Regions from separate parts of the Mus musculus genome. Here region 2 is linked to region 1. A link is a loop called in an ENCODE intact Hi-C map of the cell type or tissue named here. Cell type or tissue: heart. All regions are shown on one strand.

The links. A loop is a pair of places that touch in the nucleus more often than their neighbours do. Peaks named below come from ENCODE experiments on the same cell type or tissue, not always from the same donor. Only the 100,000 strongest peaks of a DNase experiment are listed, where the experiment ranks them.
Region 2: it touches region 1 in a loop (2.7-fold over the local background); 2 of 42 quality-filtered maps call a loop at or near these places.

What each region holds. Positions count from the first base shown.
Region 1 is chr14:51,878,808-51,886,807 of GRCm38, forward strand. Mettl17 (methyltransferase like 17) reads left to right here and starts at 6,035. Exons shown (of 14, transcript NM_001029990.1): 1 at 6,035-6,216; 2 at 6,344-6,497; 3 at 6,581-6,715. The coding sequence starts at 6,139. In heart, CTCF peaks have their summits at 4,904 (motif pointing left), 5,117 and 6,176; DNase peaks (open chromatin) are centred at 4,884 and 6,004; H3K4me3 peaks cover 2,483 bases; H3K27ac peaks cover 2,123 bases.
Region 2 is chr14:52,192,707-52,200,706 of GRCm38, forward strand. Supt16 (SPT16, facilitates chromatin remodeling subunit) reads right to left here and starts at 4,533. Exons shown (of 26, transcript NM_033618.3): 1 at 4,379-4,533. The coding sequence starts at 4,444. Chd8 (chromodomain helicase DNA binding protein 8) reads right to left here. Exons shown (of 38, transcript NM_201637.3): 38 at 5,445-6,446. The coding sequence ends at 5,886. In heart, CTCF peaks have their summits at 3,136 (motif pointing left) and 4,851; a DNase peak (open chromatin) is centred at 4,615; H3K4me3 peaks cover 2,877 bases; H3K27ac peaks cover 2,142 bases.

The DNA.
Region 1 (8,000 bases):
TACTTTTTTTTAACATATTCCTCTTAACCTGAAAGCCTTGGGGCAATAGGACAATTTTATCATTCTTCACTTTTTTACATTTTCAGGGGACATTTAAACATAAAAACAAACCACATATTATCCTTTGGTGTGGGAAAACTGCCCTTCCTTTTCCACAACTTTTTTAAAACCCTCTATAAAAATTGTTCTGTTAGAATTTGTAATCCGCACCCTATCAGCCATGTCCACAGCCCTTCCAAAAGGCATCGCTGCCTCACCAGGGGCTGCCTCGTCAGAAAGAAAGGCCACAGAAAATGAAGGAACTTTATCTTGTGCTTTGGGCTTCAGGTGCCCGCCAGTGTTTCCTATTTGGGCAGCCATCTCTGCTGCAGGGTCTCAGAGAGAGCAGAGGTCCTTCATGATGCCGAGCAGGCAAAGGGATGCAACTCATACCTGCCAGGTCAACCACAAAGAAGGATGTAGACCACACAAAACTGGAACCAGTGGATCAAAGGAGCATGGCCATCCCCTTGGCTTCACGAGAAGTTCACCCCTGCTCGCAGTGAGGAGCAAGGTCCCTGCGCACTCATGTTTAACCTGCATTACCTCTCCAGTAAAGCTGAGTCGTTTCTCTTTTCTGTACACTTTGTCTTAATAACACAGTAATTATTTCCCAACAACTTGTGAAGGCTACAACCAGATTTCCTTTTCTTTTTTTAAAGATGTGTTTTATTTTAATTATGTGGGAGAAGGCAATGTGTACGTACAAGTACAGATGCCCAGAGAGGTGAGAGACATTGGACCCCGGGCATGGAGTTACGAGCAGTTGTAAGCTGTCTTATGGGAGTGCTCAGAACTGAATACCAGTCTTTTGCTTTAAGCAAAATATCTCACATCCAAACCTGTAGTTACAAGAAGGGTTTCCCCGCAACCTTGGTAGAGCCATATCAGTGTTCTGCAGAGAAGCAATGTCTTAGCCTGGATTTCCATTGCTGTGATGAAAACCAAAAGCAACGTGGGGAGCAGAGGGTTTATTTTACCTCAAAGACGGCAGTCCATCCTAGAGGGAGGTCAAGGTAGCAACCTGAATGTGGGAAGTGAAGCAGAGCTATAGACAACCTGCTTAAGGGTGGCACCAACTGCAGTGGGCTGGACTCTTGTACATCCCTTATTAATCAAGAAATACTCCCCCAGCCTTGGCGCTCTACAAGAGGCATTTTTTTTTTCAGCTGAGGTTCCCTCTTATAAAGTGATCATGGTTTGTGTCACGTTCTGTCAAGTTGGAAAAAAGAAAAAAAGAAAAAACCTACACTAGGCAGTACATAATCTATATCTGCTATAGCACCTGGGTAGTCATGCTCTACACAGCAGGTTCCATTTTCTTAATATGAAAACTCAGTCATTAAGTTGCCTTTAGGGGGCTGGAGAGATGGCTCAGTGGTTAAGAGCACCGACTGCTTCTTCCGAAGGTCCTGAGTTCAAATTCCAGTAACCACATGGTGGCTCACAACCACCCTTAATGAGATCTGACGCCCTCTTCTGGTGCATCTGAAGTCAGCTACAGTGTACTTATTTATAATAATAAATAAATCTAAAAAAGAAAAAAAAAGTTGCCTTTAGGGCTAGAGAGAGATGGCTGGGCCATAAAAGGTTAGGTTCACAACCAAAAGTGCCTGTCATTCCAGCACTTGGAACTCGGGAGGCAGAAGCATTCAGACCTCTGTAAGTTACATGATATCCAGAGCTACATAAAGAGAGCCTGTCACCAAAACAAACAAACAAACAAACAAAAAGAGCTGCAAGCTAAAGGAAATCTTTTCTTGCTACAGTTGCTTTGTCAGAATATCTCAGAAGAACAGGAAAAGAAACTAAGACCTTGGAACTTCTGATCCTTCTACTTCTGCCTCCCAAGTGAGAGATGCAGGTGCTAGGAATCAAACCCCGGCCTTCATGCAGGCTGGACAAACACTCTCCCAGTGGTTACATTCCCAGGTACGCTGGGTTTTTAAGACATAGTCTCACTATGTAACCTGAAGTAGTCTCAAACTTAGTTTCCTGCCTCAGTCTCCAAACTGCTGGCATTATAAGATTGTTATGCTTTTTGAAAAAATACTTACTGGTGTTATTCAATACTATCTAGTTTTTCCACACTCGTGTTTGGTTTAAATGTAGAAACAATTCTTAGCATGGCAGACTTCACAGACTGGATATGAAATGAGCTTATTCATGCTGGTTTGGTTTTGTTTTTTTAAGGGCTGGGTGGGGGAGGCAACCTAATCAGGTAGGTTAGATCTAGATTTTTATCTTATCTATCTGGCCAAGATGTTTTTCAATATTTTTTTAACTCTGGGTGTGTGTCCATAGGTGAATATGGGACATGCATGTAGGTGCTTTCAGAGCATATAAGAAAGCACTGCCCACCCCCACCCCTGCCCCTGAAGCTGGAGTTATCAATGGTTGTTGTAAGCTGCCCTCTGGAGATCCTGGTGACGAACAGTAGGCACTTGGGCCTGCTGAGCAATGTATCTATCGCTCCACCCACGCTGAGCACAAGAGCAGAAAGTGATCAGTCTCCAGCATGTCAATACTAACTGTCCAGTGCAATCTGGAAAGCCTATGTCTGATGGACATCCTGATGCATGAGAAGGAGGAGGACAATGCAGGGTTTCATTGTATTTAGTTATGCTAAACAAAACTTGGAACTAAGAACAGAGTGACAATACCAGGCATGAGAGCTCATACCCTTAACTCTAGTACGTGAGAGCCAGAGGCACATGGATCTCTGTAAGTTCGAGGCCAGCCTGGTCTACATACCAAGTTCCAGACCAGCCAGACCTACATTGTTGAGGTTTGGTCTTTTGCTACGTATTGTAACGCTGAATACTGGCATCCAAGACCTGGTTGCCCCCAGGGACAAGACGATCCACACATAAAATGTGACCTTGCTCTTTAATTTAAAACTATTGGTTAAATAAAGATGCCAACAGCCTATTAGCTGGACAGAAGAGAGATAGGGCTTTTGGTTCCCAAGCTTGGGGATGGAAGAGAACCAAGAGGGTCTAAGAGGAGAAAATGCAATGAGGTTGGTGAATCATGAAAACATAGCCATGAGGGCTGGCCAGTTGGAACTAAGAGCTGCCCAGATGAAACATGACAAGTTATAATTCGGGTTATTGATGGGGAAGTAGATTCTAGCAGAGAGAGTAGATGTCTGCCCAGCTCTCGTGCTGATTAAGGCTTATTAATTTATAATAAATATAAAGGTTGAGCGTCTTTTATCTGGGAACTAAATGACCAAAATCTCCAATTTGAGATTTTTAAACATCTACAGCATCACATAGTAAAGTCTCAAAACAATCAAAAACAAAATAGACCACGGCAGCATTGCCTAGAACCCCAGAACCCCAGAGACAGAGGCATGACTGTGAGTTGAAAGCCAACATGGGATACGTTGTAAAATTCTGTCTCAAAAAAAAAAAAATAGGTCTAAATCAGTGTATTAGTTACTGTTCTGTTGCTGTGGTAAATCGCCATGACTAGCAATTTATAAGAGAAAATGTTTAATTGGGGGCCAGTGATTCCAAATGATTAGAGGCAATGCTTTTGGAGCAGCAGTGTATCAGGAACAGCTGAGAGCTCACATCTGGAACTGCAAGCAGAAGGCAGGAAGCACAGTGAGAATGAGTCCAGAGTTCTGAAACCTCAAAGCCCACCCCTAGTGACACACTTCTTACAACAAAGCCACACCTCCCAATCCTTCCCAAAGTTCCACCAACTGGGATCAAGGAATTCAAACCACCTGTGAGGCTCCGTCTCATTCAAACCACCACCGTCAGCTCTTGAGATGTTACATTCCCAATGAAAAGGAAGGATGTCTATTAGGCCATTAGCAGGAAAAAAGGAAGGCACGTCTCTATTATCAGTTTGACAGGGAACAAAGGAATGTCCTTCACAGACACCATCAAGTCTCTGATTTCGTCCCATTCCTCAGCGTTCAGTCTCATGTGGCATCCAAACTGTTGTTCTTTCATGTCTGGCTTTTTTTAAATGATATGGATGAAGTATAACAATTTAAATATAAAGTCATGTCTCTTCGAATTGCCAAAGTACATATAAAAATAGTAACATAAGTTTGTCGGTTTACTTTGATCCAGACATTATCACATTTAATCATTATAACAAGGCTTTAAAGGCATCAACTGTCACTGCTCCAGAATCAACTGACCACCAAATGCCAGACCCTAGAAGGTTATACATATCCTATACTCTGACACCTGCCCACAAAAACAACAACAACATCAACCCAATCAATCTATCAGGGCAGATCTGTAAGTGGCAGAGATATTTTATTGTTTCAGCACAAGCCAGTAATTTAACATGAAAAATAATAATAAAGTATAACAACTGCAAAGTATAGGCTGGGCATTGGTGGCACAGGCCTTCAAACTAACCACTTGAGTGACAGAGGTTGGTGGATCTACATATTGAGTTCCAGGCCAGCCAACCAGGGCTCTATGTGTGTGTGTGTGTGTGTGTGTGTGTGTGTGTGTGTGTGTGTGTGTGTGTGTGTGTGTGTGTGTGTGTGTGTGTCTGTGTCTGTGCGCGCGCGCGCGGGAGTGGGAGGGGAGGGGGAGGAAGGGGGGAGGGCGAAGCAAACTTTCAAAAGACTGCAGTAGGTAACACCTTTTCCACAGCTGTCGTACATACACACTCCCTCGAGTCTCCAGAGAGTCATTGGATAAAATCAAACCTCTACTACCCACATAAGACAAACCAAGCATCTAAGAATCCAGCTCACACAGATACCCATATATGGTCCTGTAACTTTTCTAATTGGACTGAAGACTATAGAGTACTCTTCGTCCTGTCAGCTAACTTCTGCCCCCAAGAGGCTAAAGAGGAAACCACAGCTGGGTAAAGTACTGCTGCCGGGACCCAAGAATTTACAGGTCCATGAGTCTTTTTTTTTTTTTTTTTTAAAGATGTATGAGTGCTCTGCTGCATATACATCCACAGGCCAGAAGAGGGCATCAAATCCCCTTACAGATGGTTGTGAGCCACCATGTGATTGCTAGGATTTAAACTCAGAACCTCTAGAAGAGCAATCAGTGCTCTTAACCGCTGAGCCATCTCTCCAGCCCCAGGTTTTGGGGGGTTTTGTTGTTGTTGTTGTTGTTTCCCCACACACACACTGATTAACCCTTCGAACATTTAGCTTAAAATTCTCCATTTGCATTTCAAGGACCAACAATACCCAGTACGGTGCATTGTTTAAAAATGTAACTCTGACTTTCGACTCCCTAGCACTTAATTCAGCTATCACCTATTAAGTTCATGAACTTGGGTAAATTAACCACGTGAAAAATTAAGTTAGCAACAGATGTTTGTGGAAATAAGATGGCGGGAATTCGGTGTGCTACGTGGGAAGCTCTTGATAGAAAACCTGGAGCAAACTCGCAGACAACAAATGTGAAAAAAAAGTAAGCTAATTTTTATATTTATTAATTTGCAAACTGTAATAGTTATTAGCGCTCATCGTTGACTGCCTAAATCTGATTTTTGTTATGGTCTTGTCCCGTCTCACAAAGGGAAACTAGCCACGGTTCAGAATTCTACAGCACCAAATGAAAACAAAGAAAGTCCACACTTTCCTTTTCACCTGCCTACCCCACTCTCAGCCCCACTCCTGCCCCCACCCCCGCCCAGCCCTGCCCCCGCCTCTGTCCTCCCAAGTCCCACTCCCTACCACCCCCCCACGTCCCCTTCTATCTCCCCACCCCAGTGAGACTGCTTCCCCCTCCACGCCGCCCCCATCTCCCTACTCCCCCAACCCCTCTCCCTCCTACCCCACTAGCCCCCCCTAACCCGTGAGACTGATCCCTCCCCATCACAAAACACGCCCAAGCCGGGTTGGTCTCGCCCGCAGCCACGCTCAGCATTGAGACCACGCCCCTTCTGAAGGCTAAGCCCCTCCCACGAACGGCCTTCTTCGCAGAGACGTACATAAGGTACATAAGGTCGCTTATTGGCTGTTAGCAAATACTCCCTCTTCTCATTAGTTGATACCGTCCGGGTCGAAGTTCCACGGAAGATGCTCTTAGCTGCTTGGGCTGAGGGTTACAGGCATGTGTACTTCCGTTTCCGGTGTGTCCTGAAGCCATGGCCACCGCCAGGACACCGAGATTTCTGCTGCTGTTCTGCAGATCCTGCCGCAGCCTTCGAGGACCCCAGTCCCGAGTAAGTGCATCTTCCTCTGCTGGCGGAGAACTGGGTTTCCAGAGACATCTCTCGGAGGAGGAGCGACCTCGGCGATGCCTCGGGCAGCAAGCACCTGCAACCATTCTGTTTCTTTCGCTGTCTGCAGGCATACGCCGCCCTTGTGCCCGGTGTGTCCCAGGTAGACAACGGGTCGGATTTCCTGGGGAAGAAGCCCCATCGAAAGCATCCCGGCATCCTGCATCTTCCGCACGTCCAGCTGCCGCAAGCACTGGCTGACGCCGCACAGTTAATGCTTTTTGGTGAGAAACTGCGGGAAGGGGAAGCCAGATAAAACCAAACGAGGCCAGCACGCAGCGATGACCCTTTCCATCTGTGACCACAGAGAGACCCATGCGCAGTGTAGAGAAGCAGGTGCAAGCACTCACCAACTATCTCTGGAGCCGACATTTACCTGTAGAGCCGGAGGAGTTGCAAAGACGGGCTGCGTATCTTGAGAAAAAATTCCTGGAAAAACAAGGTAGGGCTTAAAACTAAAAGGCAAACCAGATTAAAATGTCAACGAGAAATTAGGATCAAAGAATAATTTAAATCTCTCAGATAAATACTGCTGTTTCTCATTTGATGCTGTAGTAACAGCCCTACTAGATGATGCCCTGCTAAGAAGGTAGGTTGGGCCAGAGGTTGCCCTTGGAGATTGGGTAAAGGTCAGAAGTTTTGGTCTTTCGGGTTTTTTTATAAAAAATTTCCCCTCCACCGCTGCAAGTCAAAGAGATTATGACTATATTTTGATTCAGGTAAGTAAAGGCCATATGGCAGGCAGTTCAGTAAACACGAAACCCCACCTCGGATAGAAAATTATTACATTTCAGATTATTTTTAAGACTATGGACTTCATATTGTAAATTTGCCTTTTATTCTTGTATTCCCTGCACGTCCCACAGTACCTGGTTCAGGGTAGTGTCTTAGTGTTCTATTGTTGAAGAGATACCATAATCACGGCAACTCTTAGAAAAGAGAGCTTTTAACTGGGGCTGGCTTACAGTTTCAGAGGTTTAGTCGGTTGTCAGCATGACAGCATGCAGGCAGGCATGGTGCTGAAGAAATAGCTGAGAGTTCTGCATCTGCATCGGGAACTGCAGGAACAGAGCGAGACTCTGGGCTTCTCATGGCCTTTTGAAACCTCAAAGCCCACCTCCTAATCCTTTCACGTAGTGCTACTCCCTGGTGACCAAGCATTCCAGCGGATGAGCCATTGGGGAGCAAATGGGGCCATTGTCATTCAAGCCACTACTGTAGGTGTTTGTAGAAATTTGCCCAGTGGTACAGAGCTCCACACAGTCCGGAGACTTGGATTTTCAAGCCCCTTTCTATGGTAATATTGAAGATGTCTCACTCCTAAGTGTCAGAGAGTGAAAAAGTCTATAAAAGTGCCCTTATCCTGGCTTTTATTTTTATCACATGGACAGGAGAGATGGTACAGAGTAAAAAAGCACTCACCACCAAACCTGATGACCTTCTACCAAATGGGTGAAGGTGAGAACTGACTCGGACCTATATGCACACAAGAAGTAAATATTTAAAAAAAAAAAATCATTTTTATCAGGCTTCTGCTCACTATGACGCAAAACTTGGATGGGTTAAGTTGACTAAACTACTATTCTAATAGTCTAGATACTATTAGGTAGATAATATACAGACAAGATAGTGTTGGAAAGTCTTTGATACTCTGGTGATGGTGGCGGTCATCAGTCTTATCCCTCTTCCCTGAAGTTTTGACCTTTCTCGGACTTTGAGCATTTTCT
Region 2 (8,000 bases), 310 kb after region 1:
TACCGAGGCATTTTATTGGTCCACTGAATTCTTTAATTCAAAGTGGGCTGAAGAGATGGCTTAGCATATAAGAGCAATGACTGTTCATCCAGAGAATGCAGTCCAACTGTAACAGCCATCTGATGGTTCATAACCATCTGTACTCCAGTTTCAGAAGATCTGACCCTCTCTTCTGACCTTTGTGGGCACCAGGCATGCAAGCGTCACAGAATATACATGCACTCACACAGAAATTAAAATAAAATCTCAAAAAAGTCCCTGTGCCAAAAACTTGACCTCCCCCTTCCTCCCATGACTCTTTGGAAGGTTGGTCTAGTCGAAGCAAGTGAGGTAAGATATACCCCTGAAGGGAATATTTTAACCTTGATCCCTTCTCATTTTGTGGATGCCATGAGATGAGAGGCCTCTTTGGTCATGTATTTTGGCTTTGCTGGGACCAAGTGCAACGAATTCAAACTTCTGAGAACACGAACCCAAAAGTGAGCTTTTCCTTAGTATATCTCAGATTTTATTAGAGTGGTAGAAATCTACCTATCATAAAATAACACATTTAAGATATAAAAATAACACATGAAAATATGACTTATGAAATTTACTTCCTACCTACCCTACTTTTAAAACTTCTGGATAAACTGTTCTCAAAACAAAAAGAAGAGGACAGGGGCTGGAGGACATTTTAATGGTTGTCACACTTTCTGTGCCAAAACTTTCTGTGAATTGTTTCTAAGACCTGCAGAGACTTTCTACAAGAAGTAGTAAGCACTTGCCCCACAAGGTGACACAGTGCAAGGGCAATGATTCTTTGTATGGCCAGAGAATGCGGTGTTATAGCAGGAAATGGAGTGTCTATGGTGTACAGACTAAGCCTATTTTCCACAAAAAGGTGAAAACTCTAAAGACTGCTGAGACCTCAGTGTGCAGAGCCCAGATGCAGGCCTCAGGGAATGCCACTAGTAAGGGATGAGAGCAGAGACAAGAAGAGAAAAAGGGCCACGTGATCCAGCTCTAAGCCTATTTTGTAATGATAAAATAACAAATAAGCTTTTACTTATTTTTAACTGACTTATCAATGAGACCACAATAAAACTGTAAGCCTTGGGGCTGGTGAGATGGCTCAGTGGGTAAGAGCACCCGACTGTTCTTCCGAAGGTCCAGAGTTCAAATCCCAGCAACCACATGGTGGCTCACAACCATCCGTAACGAGATCTGACTCCCTCTTCTGGAGTGTGTGAAGACAGCTACAGTGTATTTACATAAAATAATAAATAAATCTTTAAAAAAATTATTATGAAACATTTAAAAAAACAAAAAACAAAAAAAACACTGTAAGCCTTTACTCCCCCTCTCCTCCAAGCACACTTCCTGCTTTGAAGAGGCCCCAGGTCTGGTTCCTAGCAACCTCATGGTGGCTCACAACAGCATGATCTCCAGTTCCAGAGCAGCGGATGCCTCTCTCTGGCCACCATGGACACAACACTGCCTGCATGAAGTTGGCACATGAAAAGATAAATATGCATGCGTGCAAGCCACTTATTCACATAAAAATCAAAACAACAAAATCAGGAGCTAAAGAATAGAGGCAATCCAGCATTGAAACATCCCATGATTCAACAGGCCCACAGAGCAACCTGGCTGAGGAAACACTATGGAAAAGGAGTAAAAGAAAGTAAACAAATAAAACAGAATGTCAGAATTTTAGAATAAAAGACCAAAGAGAAACCTGTTGTGGTGCCAGGAGCGGTGTTTTAATCCCAGCACTCTGGGAGGCGGACCTCTGAGAGTTTAAGGCCAGAAACTCTAACAGAAAACAGAGACACATGGAGATAAATCAAAGTAACTTACTGCTTTGCTTAAAGTAAGTAATGCAGGAACTAAGTTTTTAAAAAAAATCTGAAACTATGAAAATATCTGCCTACTCTCAGAAAATTCTGAAAAAGAAAAGACAGCCATAATCAAATCTCAGCAAATGGTAGGAAGCAGCACAAAAGATCTGATACTACAGCTTACCCATTCTCACTGCAATGGACTCTTTTTTTGGGGGAAGGGTCACAGCTACCCACTACCTCAAGCTTAACAGCTGGCAAATAACCACATGAACAAATGCATTGGGTTAGTATTTCTTTTGAAAACAGCTGCAATTCTGGCACTTCATGTAATTCTTCAAGACAAAAAGCAGATGAAGGAATCTGAGGTCTGTTCATAGAAAGGTCTAGTAAAATAATAATTTTTTTTTTTGGTTTTTTTGAGACATGCCCAGTTCTAAAATAATTCTTAAATTATTAGTAGAGATACCAAAACTCTGTACCCCTTACTCCTTAAAACAGCCAAAAATTTAGGAAAGATTTTTGTTCAACCCCCAGTAAGCAGAATAAATTGATTTAATGATTAAAATCACAATGATGAATAGGCTGGAAATCTACCCCATAAATAGAAAACCCACAGGACGATCCTGTAACCCACTTTCATAATCTATCACTACCACCTAGGATTTCCCAAAGCAGAAACAAGACAGGCAATGAAAACCTATTTTACTCTTAGCAGCTCTGATGTTGAAAATAGAAAAGGTAGGACTGGATTAGACTCAATGTTTCAGGAATGATGGAAAACAGATTGGTGAGATGGCTCAGCAGATAAAGGTGCTTGCTATTTCGATCTCCTGATCCCAAATAAAGATATATAACTTGAAGACAAATGACTCTACAAAGATGCCTTCTGATCTCTATACATAAGCAGTGGCACTCATACTCACACATCAATGACATTGGAGTAGGTATTGTGATGACTTACATAGCACAACATGTACATACATTGGATGCAAATATTTCACCAAGATCCCAATACCAAAGGATGACATTCAGATGAAAGTTTAATGTATCAAGCCTTTCTACTCAAAAGCATGCTGTGTTAAGTTATGAAAATTATAATTAAAAGCTATGTTACTGTAACAGCCTTAAAAATAGCTTGATGAACTCTGGAAATAGAGAAAACACCAATATGTTTTTAAGGGGCTAGAAAAATGCCCAGTAGTTAAAATCACTGGTTGCCCTTCCAGAAGACCAGGTTTCACATGGACCTAAACAGCAACTAAATACCTTCTGTAATTTCAGTTCTAGGGTATCCCACGCCCTCTTCTGGCCTTCGCAGGCAATGCATGCAGGGTATACACAAACATACATGAATGCAAAATACCCATAAATATTAAAAAAAAAAAAAAGCTTTAAAAGTTTATTATTTCAGGGCTGGCTGTAGAAACGGGGGCTTTTGATTATCATCATTGCATACATCATAACACAGTGACAGTAAATATTCCCTGGATAGGGATATAGCTTAATGGTAAAACACAGAGGTGGTGGTAGGGCCAATCCTCAGGACCAAACAATATAATTTTGTGATAGAGACCACTAAGTCATCTAAAAAAAATTAGCCAATAAAGTGAAAAACCCTATATTATTTTCAGCACGCAATGCATCTTGCTTAAAAGATACATAGGCTTTTTTCTGATGAGGCAGGAAAAACAACCGACTTCAGTAAAGGTTCAATTTTATTTACTAAATGACGAGCCGATTGATACAGTCTCACTATGAAGCACAGGCAGGCTTGAAACTAGTCATTTTCCTGCCTCAGCCTCAGAAATCATGGGATTACATGCAGGAGCCAAGAATGGAGAGGACCAATCAGTATAAGATAGTTTACAAAGCTGAAACCGGAGTTGGTATTTTTTCAGAGCATTTTCGGCTTTCTTTTTTATCAGTTCTATTTCCCCTCACTCACAAGGTTCAGAGCCCAGACGATAGACCGTTCAGACAGTATGAAATCAATCAAACACTTGTGAAGTTAACAAGTTAACTAGCAAAAAAGTAAGTTTGAAATTATGATTATAAAACAGGGAAACTGCCCAATCTTTGGAGAAGCCCTGGAACTTCCACAGCGTTTTCCTCAACACGTGCCCCCGGTATGCTGCCGACATGGGAAACCGGCTTTGAGGCGTCCCATCAATTAATTCTTAGGAGAGCCCGCAGGTTCCCAGCGCTGGGTCTGTGACCCACGCAGGGCCTAAGGAGAAGCAGCGGGGCGCGGGAGCAGCATTTCTCAACTCCAGCAGAGGCCGGGGAGCGGGGAGCGCCAAGAGCTCCGGGCACAGCTTTCGCGCCCCTTTCCCGCAAACGGTAATTGTGGCGGGACCTGGGCGGGCCGCTGTGGCCGCGGGGCGGGCCAGGCGCGTGCGGACCCCGCAGGCGCAGCACGGCGCGGCGAGCCGGACGCTGCCGGGGCAGGCGGGAGCGCGGCGGAGCCGGAGGTTTCTGGCTGAGGGGGAAAAGGGCGCCGGGAAGCAGGCTATTATGGGATGTGGGGCTCCCGGGGGCGCGGGGCTCCTTACCCGCCAGTTACTGTACAATCTCTTCACTCGCCGGTAGTACGCGTCTTTGTCCAGAGTCACAGCCATTGCCCTGGACGCCGCTTCCCGTCGGGCTCCGAGAATCACGCGAGGTCCCAGCTCCGCCACCCGCGCTCGGCCCGGAATCCCGCACTCTCTGTGACCCGGAAGTACCGACCGCCCGGTATCCCCTTCCGCTTCCGGGTCCCTAGAGCGTCGAAGATTTAAAAAGCGAAAAAACCAAACCCACCGCTCGTTCCGTAGGGTGGCGGGAGGAAGGGCAACCGAGGACGCAAAAGTGAAGTCAACAGACCGAGGTGCAGCGCGGGCTCGCGGGCTCTGGAAGCTCTCTCCGGCGCCAGAGGCTCCCGTCACGTGACCCGCCCACTTTCCGAGCTCCGGGCGCTCTGGGCGGCGGGCAGAGGGAGGGGAGCAGAAAGAGCGGGACCCGCGTGCAGCCAGGCGCAGGAGTGAGTCCTCTGCCCCAGGGCAGGCCAGTGACCGCCCCGGGGAAGGCACTCTCAACCAAACACTGCACCCCAGAGGGACGGAGCCCACCTTCGCGAATAAGCTGCGCGGTGGGCAGCAGAGTAGGAAGGAAAGGTTCTGTTTTCCTTTAAGAGATGGGCCGGTAGGGTGGAAGGAAACAAATGGCTCGGAGTGGCTCCTAAACTTTGTAGTTCTTTCCAGCCTCGCGAAGACCCAAGTTGTGAAGGCACCCTTTTTGTCAGCGTGTACTTTTGCTGTATTTCATGAAAAGCCACATTATTCTCTGGCTTTCCCCAAGAATAGTTATCCTGACTAATTGAAAAAAAAAATATGGCTCTTGAAATTAATCCTCGTTTAAGAATGTGAAGTACAATTCAAAATATTTTACCTCTTTATCTTGTATCATTTCCTTGGCTTTAACAAACGGGATAACCCGCCATTATATATGCCTATTGAGGACTACAAATGGCTTTTCTATTAGTTGCAACAGTATTGAACTGTAGGAGAATGGTGTTTAAATTACGCAGCAAAAAACAGTACTTATATTGTGTTTAAGGAAACAGAACATAGGAAGAATGGAAAAGGATTAACTTAAATTTATTAATGCCAAGGGGAAGGAAGGTAACAGTTCCTGACCCTCCAGCTGTAGCCACAGTTTGGCCAGGAACAGGCTCTGCCAGAGGCTAGGGCCAGCGCTACATAGTCTGTGGTTAATGGAGGCGTCTGGGGAGGGGTGAGCACACCAGCTGCTCTAAGCTCCTTTGCTTCCCCAGAAACGAGGAAGTGGTCATTTATTATTTTTTTTTTTTAGGAGTTCCCCTGCCCACCCAATCCTCTCAAAATTGGGAGCAATTGGGTACAAGTTTTTTGTTTTTTTTTGTTTTTTGTTTTTTTCTTTTTCTTTTCACCTCCTGAAGTCTTGGGTTTCCCCATATTGTTCCCTGCCCCTCCCACATTTCCAAAGTCCAAGGGCCAGAGTAAGGGATTCCAGCAGCCACCCATCACGGGTCTATATGGGGCTTCAGTCGTCAGCATCTTCACTGGAGTCTGAGTTGGCTGGCATCATAGGGTCATCAATGAGTGAGAAGTCCCGTTCTGAGCTGTCATAGCCCTGAGATAAATCATCATCTTCTTCATCCTCCTCTTCATCATCGTCCTCAGGTTGCAGTGTTGGTAACCGCAAGGCAGTACCAGAGGTGGTAGTAGCTGGTGAAGAAGGGTAGCCAGTGGTTCTCAAGCCTGGATGGTGATGGTGGTGATGGTGGGGGTGGGGATGGTGGTGGTGATGATGAAGCATGGTGCTGGAGTCTACATGAGGGGGTGCTGCTGCACCCATCACAAACGGCATAAAAGGCAGAGATGCAGAAGTGGTACTGCTGTGACCCAGAGACGACACAGACTGTAGGTTACTACTGCTGTGTTGAAAGGTGTTATGCAGAGACAGGGACCCAGTGCTTCCACCCTGCATCAGGGCCATCATCTTAGAAAGGTCTGGTCTTGTCCTACGGACCCGTTTCTTGCTGTTCTCTGGTGCAACAGGCCCTGGCAAAACCCGGTTGAACGCAGTTTCAGCATAGTGACCCTGTGAGGTAGGAACAAAAGACAGTAAAAAGATGGAGGTTGGGGGAGTGGGGGAAGGGGACAGATAGGACTTGACTCAGAAACCACATATGTCCTAGCTTAGAAATGCTTGCCTGATTTGGCTTGATTAGTGTTAATGGAGGTGTTACTGAGGGTGAGATCAAGAATTTGATATTGATAGCCATGTGAACGGTAAGGTTTTTCCCCCTGCTTCATACTTTTCTGCAACCTTTTTACAAATGCCTTTTCCTTTGCTAGTAAGGGGTCTGAGTAAAACAGTGAATGAATCAGTACATGTACAGAAAAACTGACTTAATTGTAGCCCGAGAACAGTTTGTTGGCATGATCTTATGTGAAGTGCGGCACAACTACACAGACATTTATTTAAATTTATCCTCTGTTATTACACGATAATAGCTGAGCAAGATCAGCTTAGGATATCCAAGAAGATTATGGGAAAGTTCTCACCAAATTTAATAAAAATGTTCCACATTGATAAACATTATCTTTTGGGTGTGGTGGTTCATGCTCTGAGCCTTTGGAGGGCAAGGCGGAGTTGCCAAGAGTTCAAGGATAACCTAGAATATACTTCTTTCTTTTTTCCTTTTTGTTTTGTTTTTTTCAAGACAGGTAGCCCTGGCTGTCCTGGAACTCACTATGTAGAGCAGGCTGACCTCAAAGTCACCAAGATACACCTACCAATGCCCCCCCCTGAGTGTTGGGATTAAAGTTGTGTGCCATCATTGCCACCAATATAGTTATTTCTAAGCCAGATTCAGTTATTGAATGAGATTCTGTCTCAAAACCAAAAGGAGAGACAAAACACACAAACCTCTACAATAAAATAAATCACATATTTACTGAATTTAAAATGTTTTTCCTCTTTTTATTACATTTAATAAGACTGGAAACTACTACGCTAGGACCTTTGCTTTGTGGCCCAAACTCCAATAGGATGAACTAAACACCAAGCACAAACAATTGGTATGTACATCTCTGGATACACCAAGACCTAAAATCCACACCTGACATGGAACATACCTTTTTGACTTGGAAAAGCAAATATTTAACACTTTATGGCATAGACCTTCAAAACAAGATTACAATGCCTAGATGCTTGCAGGCCTTAGTAGTAATGTAGCCCTAGAATCCCTGCCACCAGTTTTACACGAATAGCTAAGAATTGTATCTGGCCAATGAGGCATATGTCTACAGTCCCAGCCTTTGAGGAAACATAGGAAAATCACTGCAGCCTATAAGTCTGGAGCTAGCCTGGACAATACAGTAATATCTTTTTATTTTCTTTTTCTTTTTTTAAAATGGGAACGGGGGTGGCTCAGCAATTAAGAGCACTGGCTACTTTTCCAGAGAACCTGGGTTGAATTCCCAGTACCCTCATGGCAGCTCAGAGCTGTGTGTAATCCAGTTCCAGAACTTCTGACACCTTCATACAGATATAAGTGCAGGCAGATAACCAATGGACATAAAATAAAAAAACTGTGGAGTTGGTTCTCTCTTTTCACTATTATCTGTGCTCTGGGGATTGAACAGACTG